2 separate regions of the Homo sapiens genome follow, and region 1 is linked to region 2. A link is a loop called in an ENCODE intact Hi-C map of the cell type or tissue named here. Cell type or tissue: endothelial cell of umbilical vein. All regions are shown on one strand. Links, peaks and the distances in the headings refer to the core of each region. The heading gives the core; the rest is flanking DNA. Region 1 has its middle 17 kb from the start of TAFA2. Region 2 overlaps PPM1H (protein phosphatase, Mg2+/Mn2+ dependent 1H).

What was found. A loop is a pair of places that touch in the nucleus more often than their neighbours do. Peaks named below come from ENCODE experiments on the same cell type or tissue, not always from the same donor. Only the 100,000 strongest peaks of a DNase experiment are listed, where the experiment ranks them.
Region 1: it touches region 2 in a loop (9-fold over the local background); 2 of 110 quality-filtered maps call a loop at or near these places.

What each region holds. Positions count from the first base shown.
Region 1 is chr12:62,207,231-62,212,589 of GRCh38, forward strand. It overlaps a transcript of TAFA2 not described here. Among named protein-coding and RNA genes, the nearest start is that of TAFA2, 17 kb to the left of the region's middle. In endothelial cell of umbilical vein, for the core only: a CTCF peak has its summit at 3,300; no DNase peak of the experiment used is centred there; H3K27me3 peaks cover 140 bases.
Region 2 is chr12:62,791,709-62,797,095 of GRCh38, forward strand. All of the region lies in intron 3 of PPM1H (protein phosphatase, Mg2+/Mn2+ dependent 1H), which reads right to left. Among named protein-coding and RNA genes, the nearest start is that of PPM1H, 140 kb to the right of the region's middle. In endothelial cell of umbilical vein, for the core only: a CTCF peak has its summit at 2,444 (motif pointing left); a DNase peak (open chromatin) is centred at 2,393.

The DNA.
Region 1 (5,359 bases), core at 360-5,359, 580 kb before region 2:
CTTTGTTTCACATAGTAAACCTGCAGACATAAATGAAGGAGTAATTAATATATTTCAATTTACAAGATTAGGGAAAAATATATGGCCACATTTATTTTAATATCCAATAATAATGACTTTAAGCCTCAATACTGCTGATCCTAAGAGTTACATTCTCCTAGCTACTAGAGTCCCAAGTGGTTTCTGGAAATCTTGAAAAATGCTGACATGGTCTGTAAAATTATCCCTCTTTCACACACAAACACACACACACACACACATACACGAGACAAGAAGCTCAAATGCACCCCTATGGTCTCCTTTGTCTTGCTGACCTCCAGAGGCCCACCCATTTGTTTCTGTTATCTACATTTAGCTGCTTCCATGAACTTTTTAGCACTAAACCTCATTTTAGAATTGTAAATGAAGTCCAATTTTCTCCAACATCTGAACCACAGTGGTTCCTAGGGTACAGGGGATGTTCCACTTCTCCACAATGTTATACTCAATCAAAGATCAAAGAAAAATAAGCCCTAGACTCCAGAAGTCCCAGCTCTTCATGATCAACTCATCTGAGTTACAAGCACGTAGACATTTTCCCCAAGGTGTGCCCACATTGCCAGAGTATCTAGGTATGAAAGAGACACAGCATCAGCTTCATGCTGAACCCAGTACTGGGCCCTCCCTGTGGTAAGTCAGGTAACTTCGGCACTGGGCTTAATCCTCCTTCAATCCCAGGTCTTTAATATCTAGACATCCTCATTCCTTGTGAACACTGAGGTCTGCCACAAGGAGGATGAAGTGAGATGGGCAATCTTGGTCTCATTCCCTGGCTGGATGCTTGTTGAATTCAGAGACCAGAACAAGAAAGAGTCCATGGGAAAATCTAACCTTTTTATCTAGTAGTTTGAGGTAAAATTTGAAATTAGAGAAACGGGCCTGCTTCTTGTCTGAAAAATTCTGAAAATAGGAGGCTAGCTTATGTGACCAAGAACAGCAGACAAAGGAGAAAGGTCATCAAATAGTCAAGGAGCAATTCTATCATTTCAGGGGTCAAGGACATATGAACCAAGTGGCATCATAAAAGATAGTGGCCTAAGACATTCAGGCAATAGGAGAAAAAAAAAAGCTGTTTCTTAATTGAACTTAACAGTTTGCACCCATGAATTAATGGGCTGAACATTAGGTTCTATGAATATTGGTCTTTTAGACATTTTAGTTCTGTAGTATAAGGCAGCAGAAAACTATTTACAGACACCACTTCTAGTTAAAAAAAAAAGGCTCTTTATAACATGGTAGGCTGAGATCTAAGGATTTCTGCAACTTGGTAGGCAGCAAGTAAGTAGCTATAAAATCATTGTGAATACCTAGCATGGGGCTAGGATTAGGCAGGGACTGATAAATTCCAAATTTATCAGGAAATTAATGGCCCATATAATGAATAGAATAGTCTCAGAAGTACCGATTAGAGGATAGGATTATCAGGATTGAAGATATTGTCTTACTTAATATTCCCCTCTTCCATCATAAAAATATCCATTGGTATGACATAGGAAATCCAGGTCTTTAAAAACTTTATCTCACTTAATTTATTGACTGTCTTGAGCCATAAGATTTTCATAAGGGTTACCCAGAATTAGTCCTCCTTCAGTCTCCACCTGAGGTGTGATACACAGCCTCCTGTCAACACTACCAGCTCCAGGTTATCTCTCTGTTGACTTTGTCATGCTGGTAGTCATCTTGGACAATTAATGTTTCTTCTAATCCTCTTTCTTTCTGCCTGGTTTACTAGATTAACAAGATCGCTTTTGGCCTCTGAATTTCTTTTTGCCCTCTTTCCTCTACCCACTTCCCCAACACAAGGTTTTTGAAAACAAACAGACTTCCACTTCAGCAGGAAATCAAAGACTTCACATGCTGATACAGTTAGGCTTTGTGTCCCTACCCAAATCTCATCTTGAATTGCAATCCCCATAATCTCCATAATCCCCATCTGTCAAGGGATTACCAGGTGGAGGTAACTGAATCATGGGGACAGTTTCCTCCATGCCATTCTCATAATAGTGAGTAAGTTCTCATAAGATCTGATGGTTTTATAAGGGGCTCTTCCCCCTTCACTCAAAACTTCTTCTTCCTGCTGCCTTGTGAAAAGAGTGCCTTGCTTCCCCTTCACCTTCTGCCATGATTGTAAGTTTCCTGAGGCCTCCCCAGCAATGCTGAACTGTGAGTCAATTAAACCTCTTTTCTTTATAAATTACCCAGTCTCAGGTATTTTCTTATAGCAATGTGAGAATGGACTAATACACATGTGAAAGTACATTCTGAAAGTACAAACCATGGTGAAAGTCAATTTTCAGTACCATTCTTAAGAGGAGCTTAGCTCAAAGTCCTATTCCTCTGTATTATTTGCTAGCTAAATAGATATTAGCAATACCTAATTATGTTCATCCTCAGGGCTAAAAATGAGGAGAAGGGGAGTGAGAGCCACTGAACTATTTAACTGCACTTTGAAGACTGGTTTTAACTAAACTAAGTAGAGGACGATGTTTACAATTTTTTAACCAAAAGTGGGAAAGAAAACTAATACTTATCTCTTTGTTTTTGTAATCATTCTATATGATAGATATTATCTCATTTTATGACTTATAAACTGAGGCTTAAAGATTAAGTAACTTGCCCAAGCAATTAAGTTAAAAAATAAGGGCATCTGGCCAGGCGCAGGGGCTCACGCCTGTAATCCCAGCACCTTGGGAGGCCGAGGGAGGCAGATCACGAGGTCAGGAAATCGAGACCATCCTGGCTAACACAGTGAAACCCCGTCTCTACTAAAAATACAAAAAATTAGCCGGGCGTGGTGGTGGGCGCCTGTGGGAGGCTAAGGCAGAAAAATGGAGTGAACCCAGGAGGCGGAGCTTGCAGTGAGCCGAGATCACGCCACTGCTCTCCAGCCTGGGTGACAGAGTGAGACTCTGTCTCTAAATAAATAAATAAATAAATAAATAAATAAATAAAGGCATCCAGATTTACAAATAGATTATTTTCCCTCAAGAGCATCAACAAGAATTCTTATTTTCTAGTTCCCAGTTCATTGTTTTTTCATTTGACATATTGTTGTGATTTAATTATTTCCAGAAAGCTTAAGTTTAAACTCTGAAATTCCTCCATCCAAACTCTCTATAGATTCCTTTACAAATTTTTTGCCCACTTTTAATATGATATAGGATTATTTCCTTCATTCAACATTGTCAAAATGTTGCTTGAAAAGTTAAGACAGAGCTTCAAATTCCTTATGCGCTTTGGCCACCCAGCGTCAAAACAGGGCAACTGCAGGCAGATGCTAACATTTTTAGACAAGCATCGCAGTACATGTTGTCTGTTTTATAGCAACAAAAATAAATCATGCCAGAGGTTCCGGAGTCTTTGAATGGCAAAAAGCATGTACATATTGAAGATGCTTCCACAACAGAGAGAAGTACATGAAAATGAGCAGCCAAATTTTTTAATGAAAGATTTTAGTAGTGAAAAGGATGTACCGATTCCAAAATGCTAGAAACAATCGAAAGGAGTAAAAAATAATAAGAATAGAGAAAATGAGATAGAACATAATCGTATGTGAGGAAGCAGCCAAAAATAAGAGAACGTATATTGTCTTTTCACACTTTTCTTTAAGGTAGAAGTTAATTAGACAGGGTAATGACACACACATACACCCCCCGCCCCCCAAAAAAACGGTGAAATTGCTAATATTGTGTTATTCAGAGAAATATCTAGCTGGAAAACTGAAAGGAAACCTATAGAAGTCAAGTTCTACCAAGCTGTAGTGACAAATTCAAGTGAGCAATATCAGCAAGAGATCTTTAGGACTAGTGTTAGAACACTGTCATCTGAGTGGATTTACTACACATTTAATTGTACATAGATAGCACCTGCCCTTTGTCGAGCACAATCTAATAAAATAAAAATGATGATACCACCAAAGAGAGAAGTTATTAGCTCATTAATCCAATTACATGAATGACAAAGAGGAGTGAATTTCAGAGATGGGTATAGAGTATGTGCTTACTTAAAATTTAAAAAGCAGAAAAATGGGCCAGGCACAGTGGCTCATGCCTGTAATCCCAGCACTTTGGCAGGCCAAGGCAGGTGGATCAAGGAGGTCAGGACATCGAGACCATCTTGGCTAACATGGTGAAACCCTATCTCTACTAAAAATACAAAAAATTAGCTGGGCGTGGTGGTGCCCGCCTTTAATCCCAGCTACTCGGGAGGCTGAAGCAGGAGAACTGCTTGAACCTGGGAGGCGGAGGTTGCAGTGAGCCAAGATTGTGCTGCTGCACTCCAGCCTGGGTGACAGAGCGAGGCTCCGTCTCAAAAAAAAAAAAAAAGGTAGAAAAATGGCCATAGAACTCTGGGTATGATAAGAAAAGGACTTTTATTGTTAATAGGTCTTCTTTCATAATCATTCAGGGGTTGGGCTTAGGCTCCCTGAGTCAACCGCTATTGTGAAATCCTATCTTTTTAGGGTGTCTGCCCAAGCACAGTGCATGAATGTATAAGACTATAGATATAGATTAGACCAGTGGCTCTCAACATTTTTATCAGGTTCCATATATGGGATAGGAAGCACTCTCATATATGTACTTGAGTTATTCAAAATTCCTGACTCCTTTCCTGAAAGTTCTTTCTCTTCCACTGAAAAAAGCATGGTTAATGCAAGTCAGTAAAAAGAACAATTATAGTAACTATTCTACTTTACATTTCAAAGTAAATACATCCCAAAAGTCAATACTCTGTCAGTAGTAACTTTATTATTAGTGACCCACTTCACAACAAATTATCAACTAGTATGAAACCTGTAGTCAAGCAATAAATATTGTTAAAGGTAATAATTTAATTATCCTTTGTGATTCAAGATATACAGCAAATCAGGGAAAAGCAGGTAGAAAGAAATTTGGTGTATAGTCACCATTAGCTAACAGAATTGGAGAGGAAGTTTCAAATAGTACTCAGCTTTCCTTTATTTCCAAAAGTTTGTATTCAAAATATCCCAGACCCAAAACCTTCCTGTCATTTTAATGATATTCAGCAATGGAAATTCAACAACCTCTCCAAGAATCCACCTATAAAGAGGTGTTTCATTGAGCCCTGTATTTCACACATAAGCCTACTTCTTCAGGTTTTGCCCTTTAAGGGGTTTGGATAAGCACATTTTCATCTCTTTATGATCATGATTCATATTCCCCAGGGATACCCTCTAGGAATAACTCCTTTCTGCCCCCATTAGACACTTTTCGAGCTTGCAAACTATTATAGCTGAGCCTACCAAAGTCGTCTGACATCCATGAAGGAAAAGTCCCTCTTCTCCTCTGTCTGCTGAATA
Region 2 (5,387 bases), core at 208-5,207:
TCAGGATTTTGAGACCAGCCTGATCAACATGATGAAACCCTGTCTCTACTAAAAATACAAAAAAAGTTAGCTGGGTATGGTGGTGTGCACCTATAGTCCAAGCTACTTGGGAGGCTGAGATAGGAGAATTGCTTGAACCCGGGAGCCGGAGGTTGCAGTGAGCCAAGATCGCACCACACCACTGCACTCTAGCCTGGGCAACAGAGCGAGACTTCATCTCAAAAAATTATCTGAACACCTACTGCTTGTATACTGTCTATAGACTAGAATGTGAATGATGTTTGTTTGATAGACTTGATCAAACCACTAGTATGATCCAAAAGGTAGAAACGTTATGGTGCAAAAAGTCCACGTAACAGGGCCGTCCACGGCAACAAATTCCTTTGGGACTCAGTTAAGCAAGTTCGGGCTACACCACAGGTAGGTACATTATTTATCATGGTTTCTATCACAAGAAATTCTGCTTAGAAAATTATGTAATGCTTAGGGGAAAAAATCAAGGTAAAGAGCTCAGCACTAAAACTTTTCTGCTTTAACTTTGGGGGAAACATTCCAGTTAGCTTACCCATTTAACCCCTTGGTATTATATTAATAGTGTGACTCAATATTTTTTTTCTAACTGATTTCATTATTTCTTTCACCTTTTTCTACGTTCAGCTACATTCCCTCTGTAGCTCCCCCTGAATAAGGAATGCTAAATTTGGCAGCACTTTCTCATAAAGAGTGAACTTAAGTACTTTTTAATCCAAGAAACTTTGCTAACATGTGCATGCGTTTGCCACTTCCCTCCCCCACATTTGTGTGGGAACATAAGTGTGCATACATGCACATGTGCACACACACACTTTAATTACAAGTGTCCTCTCTGGGATCATGGTGGGAAGGATTTGAAAGACGTGTTTCCATAGACTTCATCCCCCTGAAGGATTCACTGTCGTTAAAACACACTCTTCTATTTCTTCTAAAACCGTGTGCAACTAGAACATATTCTAAAAATAATTGCTTCCCTCCCCCTCCTCCCTAGAAGCCAAAATAGCACATTTATTTTTTCCCTACATACACCACCTACTCCTCTTTAAAAGATGTTTCACAAAATCTTAGTACTGAAAGGAACATTAAAGGACCATCTGGGTGGTTCTTTTACTATCAGAGCAAACATGATATATTAAGTCAATAAAGATACATTTACCATTGCATTATCTACCTTTTTTCTTCAAATCCTCACCTTTCAGATTAGATTAAGTTTTTAATATTCTACATAATAAATAAAAACATGGAAGTATTTTCTTAAAAACCTCAAGTTTTTGGTATTTTTACAAAAATCAATGAAACCACGGGAAAAACTGCTTACTGCTTTGTGCTAAGCAAGGACTGATTTAGAATATCTCCCTATTTTTGCTGTCAATGAACCCCGAGCCCTGTGTCTAGAATAAACTGATTAGCAAAACACATGCATATACTATCATTCAAGTATGGTCTAAAAGGATCGATTAAATGACTCTTAAGATTCAATTAACAAGATAATTGATTTATCTGCTTAATCAATAGTCCTGAAGACCTTGCAGGGCAACTTTCTAGGTAGCAGGACTGAGTTATCTTCTGTTGTGTCTGCTTAAACACAACATTTAAGCGAGGTTAATCTTTAAATCAAACAATGGATCCAGTTTTTAAGATGTGGGATTTTATTTTGCTCCTTGTTGCAAGGAGAAACGGGAGCCGAGAAAGCAAACAGAGGGCCGGGCGCGGTGGCTCACGCCTGTAATCTCAGCACTTTGGGAGGCCGAGGCAGGCAGATCACCTGAGGTCGGGCAGTGGAGACCAGCTTGACCAACACGTAGAAACCCCGTCTCTACTAAAAATACAAAATTAGCCGGGTGTGATGGCGCATGCTTGTAACCCCAGCTACTCGGGAGGTTGAGGCAGGAGAATTGCTTGAACCCGGGAGGTGGAGGTTGCGGTGAGCCCAGATCGCGCCAAGCCAAGATCGCGTCATTGCACTCCAGCCTGGGCAACAAGAGAGAAACTCCGTTTCAAAAAAAAAAAAAAAAAAAAAAGGCAAACAGAGATGTGTGTGCAATGAGACTAATTCAGCAGGAAAGAAGTGCAAGAGAAAAATATTGCCCGGGATGGTAATAATTTGGTTTGAAAGTCTCATAGATGATGCAACTCCAAGGTCATTCTTTGTTTCCTACCAATTTCAGGTTGCAAAAGGAAAGCAATATCTGGTAGCAGAAAGGAGCAAGTGTTGGGTAGTTTCAATAGGACCTGGCAGCTCCCCCTAGCTGAGTTAAAACACGGCTCTGAGCACATTGCTAATAGTGTCAGTCACAAATAATCAGATTCTGCATGGTTTTAGTATCCAAATCTGATCCCAGTTTATTCTGAGAACAAGGCCATCTGCCAGCCAGGCAATGGGGAAGAAAAGCCAGCACTCTACTGCCTACTATTGCCACCTGCCGGCTGCTGGTGGAATCACATGCTCATTCCTTCCTAGAGAAACTTCCCGTTCTAACAAAAACAAAGAGAACAAAACCAACTTAAATTTAAGACAGCTATGTGGGTTCCCAATTTACCATTAACATGCTAATTTTGGAAAACACTAATTTATTTATTATAATTAATCTATAAACACTAATTTATAGATTTCTAAACTATAAACTTTGCCCCCTTTTTGTCACAATGTCACCATGTATTTATAAGGTTTTTATCAACAAAGTCTAGCTGCTTGGTATTTCCAATCATTTACCCAGTGATGGAATTACATATAGTAGTTCCATAAGTTAAAATATTGCCATTTTCTTCCCTTCCTAAGAACCGACTCTGGTGGGGAATCTAGACCCACTCTTAAAAGGAAATAGAACTCTGAGATCCTCCCGGCTATGTCCAGAGCTCAAATCCCATAGTTAACAGGTTAAAACGGTAATCACTGCTAACTTGGTTCTGATCCCTAGGAGGGCAAAGGCTTCCTGTAACTAACCCTGCAGTGGAATCGACTTCCTCCATGAGTCTGAAATGTTGATTATTCAACCATGTTTTTGGGAGGGTGGAGAAGTAGGGAGGAGGTTTGAAATCAGGACTTAGAAGACACTTGTCTTATTTATACCTATTGTCCTGGGCCAAGCGACAATATAAATATAATAGGTGACAAAACAGAGCTAAGCCAGGCCTTGCTGGGAAGCAGAATTGAAGTCAGTCGGAAAATTCCTGAGATTTTGGTCCTTTAGGAAGCCATGGCTCACTTTTCATAGTGGACACAGGAGGGATTCGCTACATAGCCTTCACACTATGAAGGAAGATCTGAGATACAATCAGGGGGTTGTAGGGGCACACCTACCTCTGACAGTGTACACAGTAAGTATTAAAAACCAGTGGTCATAGGTCACCTTCACCACAAGCCCCAAGCTGTGCCAGGCAACCCGAGGACCAAAGATGAAAAGCACTGCTCTCAAAGAAGCTTATAGTATTTGATGAAACTGTTACCATCTCCCCTCATTGGAAGCATTTTTTTCTCTTCTGTTCGTCTGTATTTTGTGACTAGTACCTACTTTTTCCCCAGAAATAGGTACTATTTATTTTGACTTGAGTGTTTCTGAACATTTTTAACAGTGTATCCCTTTTGGAAAGGTGTCAACATTTCACTACCTCCTTTTGTTATTTAGAATATCAAAATAAATAAGATATTGCATATTTCTATATTCATATAATGTGGGACTACAAATGCCCCCAGATAAAATATATATATATATATATTTTTGAGACAGAGAGTCTTGCTCTGTCACTCAGGTTGGAGTGCAGTGGTGCGATCTCTGCTCACTGTAAGCTCCGCCTCCCGGGTTCACACCATTCTCCTGCCTCAGGCTCCCGAGTAGCTGGGACTACCGCCCACCACCACGCCCAGCTAATTTTTTTGTATTTTTAGTAGAGACGGGGTTTCACCGTGGTCTCAATCTCCTGACCTCGTGATCCACCTGCCTGGGCCTCCCAAAGTGCTGGGATTACAGGCGTGAGCCACCACGCCCAGCCTTGTTTTGTTTTTGAGACAGAGTCTCGCTCCGTTGCCCAGGCTAGGGTGCAGTGGTGTGATCTCGGCTCACTGCGACCTCTGCCTCCGGAATTCAAATGATTCTCATGCCTCAGCCTCCCAAGTAGCTGGGATTGCAGGCATGTACCACCACGCCTGGCTAAATTTTTAATAATTTTAGTAGAGACAGGGTTTCGCCATGTTGGTTAGGCTGGTCTCGAACTCCTGGCCTCAAGTGATCTGCCCACCTGGGCCTCCCAAAGTGCTGGGATTATAGGTGTGGACCAAAGTGCCTGACCATAAGATCTTATGTTTTACTTCCTCAGTGGTGTCTAAAAGAATACTGATTTTAAGATGTAAGCTCAATAAATACTAGTGACTGAGAAGAGCAGTTCTTAGTGAAAACAACACAAACTGTTTTTCCTCTGTTCTCATCCCACAACAACCAATACAGAAGACTTCTGTGACCAAATGTGTGAGAGTTTTCCCCCACATAACCAGCAAGCAATCAGTTCTGCAGAAGACACCAGCTGGGCGTCCTCCAGTTCAATTCCACACAATTATGTACTTGGAGATAGCATCAGATTTCACAGGTTGAGGGCTCAGTCCCCCAACTGACTCCCACTTCTGATGCCAGTCGCAAGCCCCAGGTTGGTTTACCTGTGCTTCTGACTGACCAGCTATAAATCTGGGTTCCCAAGACCCCCCTCTCCTAAGGTTCGATTAATTTGCTAGAGTGGCTCACAGAAATCAGGAAAAATTTACTTACATTTGCTAGTTCATTATAAAGGATATTACAAAGGATATGGATGAAGAGATGCATACGGTGTGGAGCTTCCATGCCCTCACTTGGCACGTGACCCTCCAGGGACCTCCACATGTTCAGCTACCCAGAAGCTCACTGAGCCCTATTCTCTTGGGCCTTTATGGAGACCTCATTACATAGGCACGAGTGTTTAAATCATCAGCTGTTGGTGATCAACTCACCCTTCAGCCCTTCTCCCCTCTCATGAGGTTGAGGATGCGTGCACCCGTGTGCGCGCACACACACACACAAATTATTGGGGCAAATCTAAATTAGGCTATTCTTTCATTTTATTCACATTAATACACCTGACATCTACATTATCAACGGCAGTTTACTGTGTGATTCTACTTAGTTGCACAGCCCTCTAATCCTGCCTTGGTCTTTTTGATGAACAGACCCCATCCAGAAGCTACCCAGGGGCTGCCAGCCACCAGTCATCTCATTAGGATACAAAAAGATACTTATCACTTTGAAGATTTCAAGGATTTTAGGAGTTGTATGTCAGGACATGGAGTTGAAGACAGAATATCATAATATCACAGCATTCCATTGAGGGAC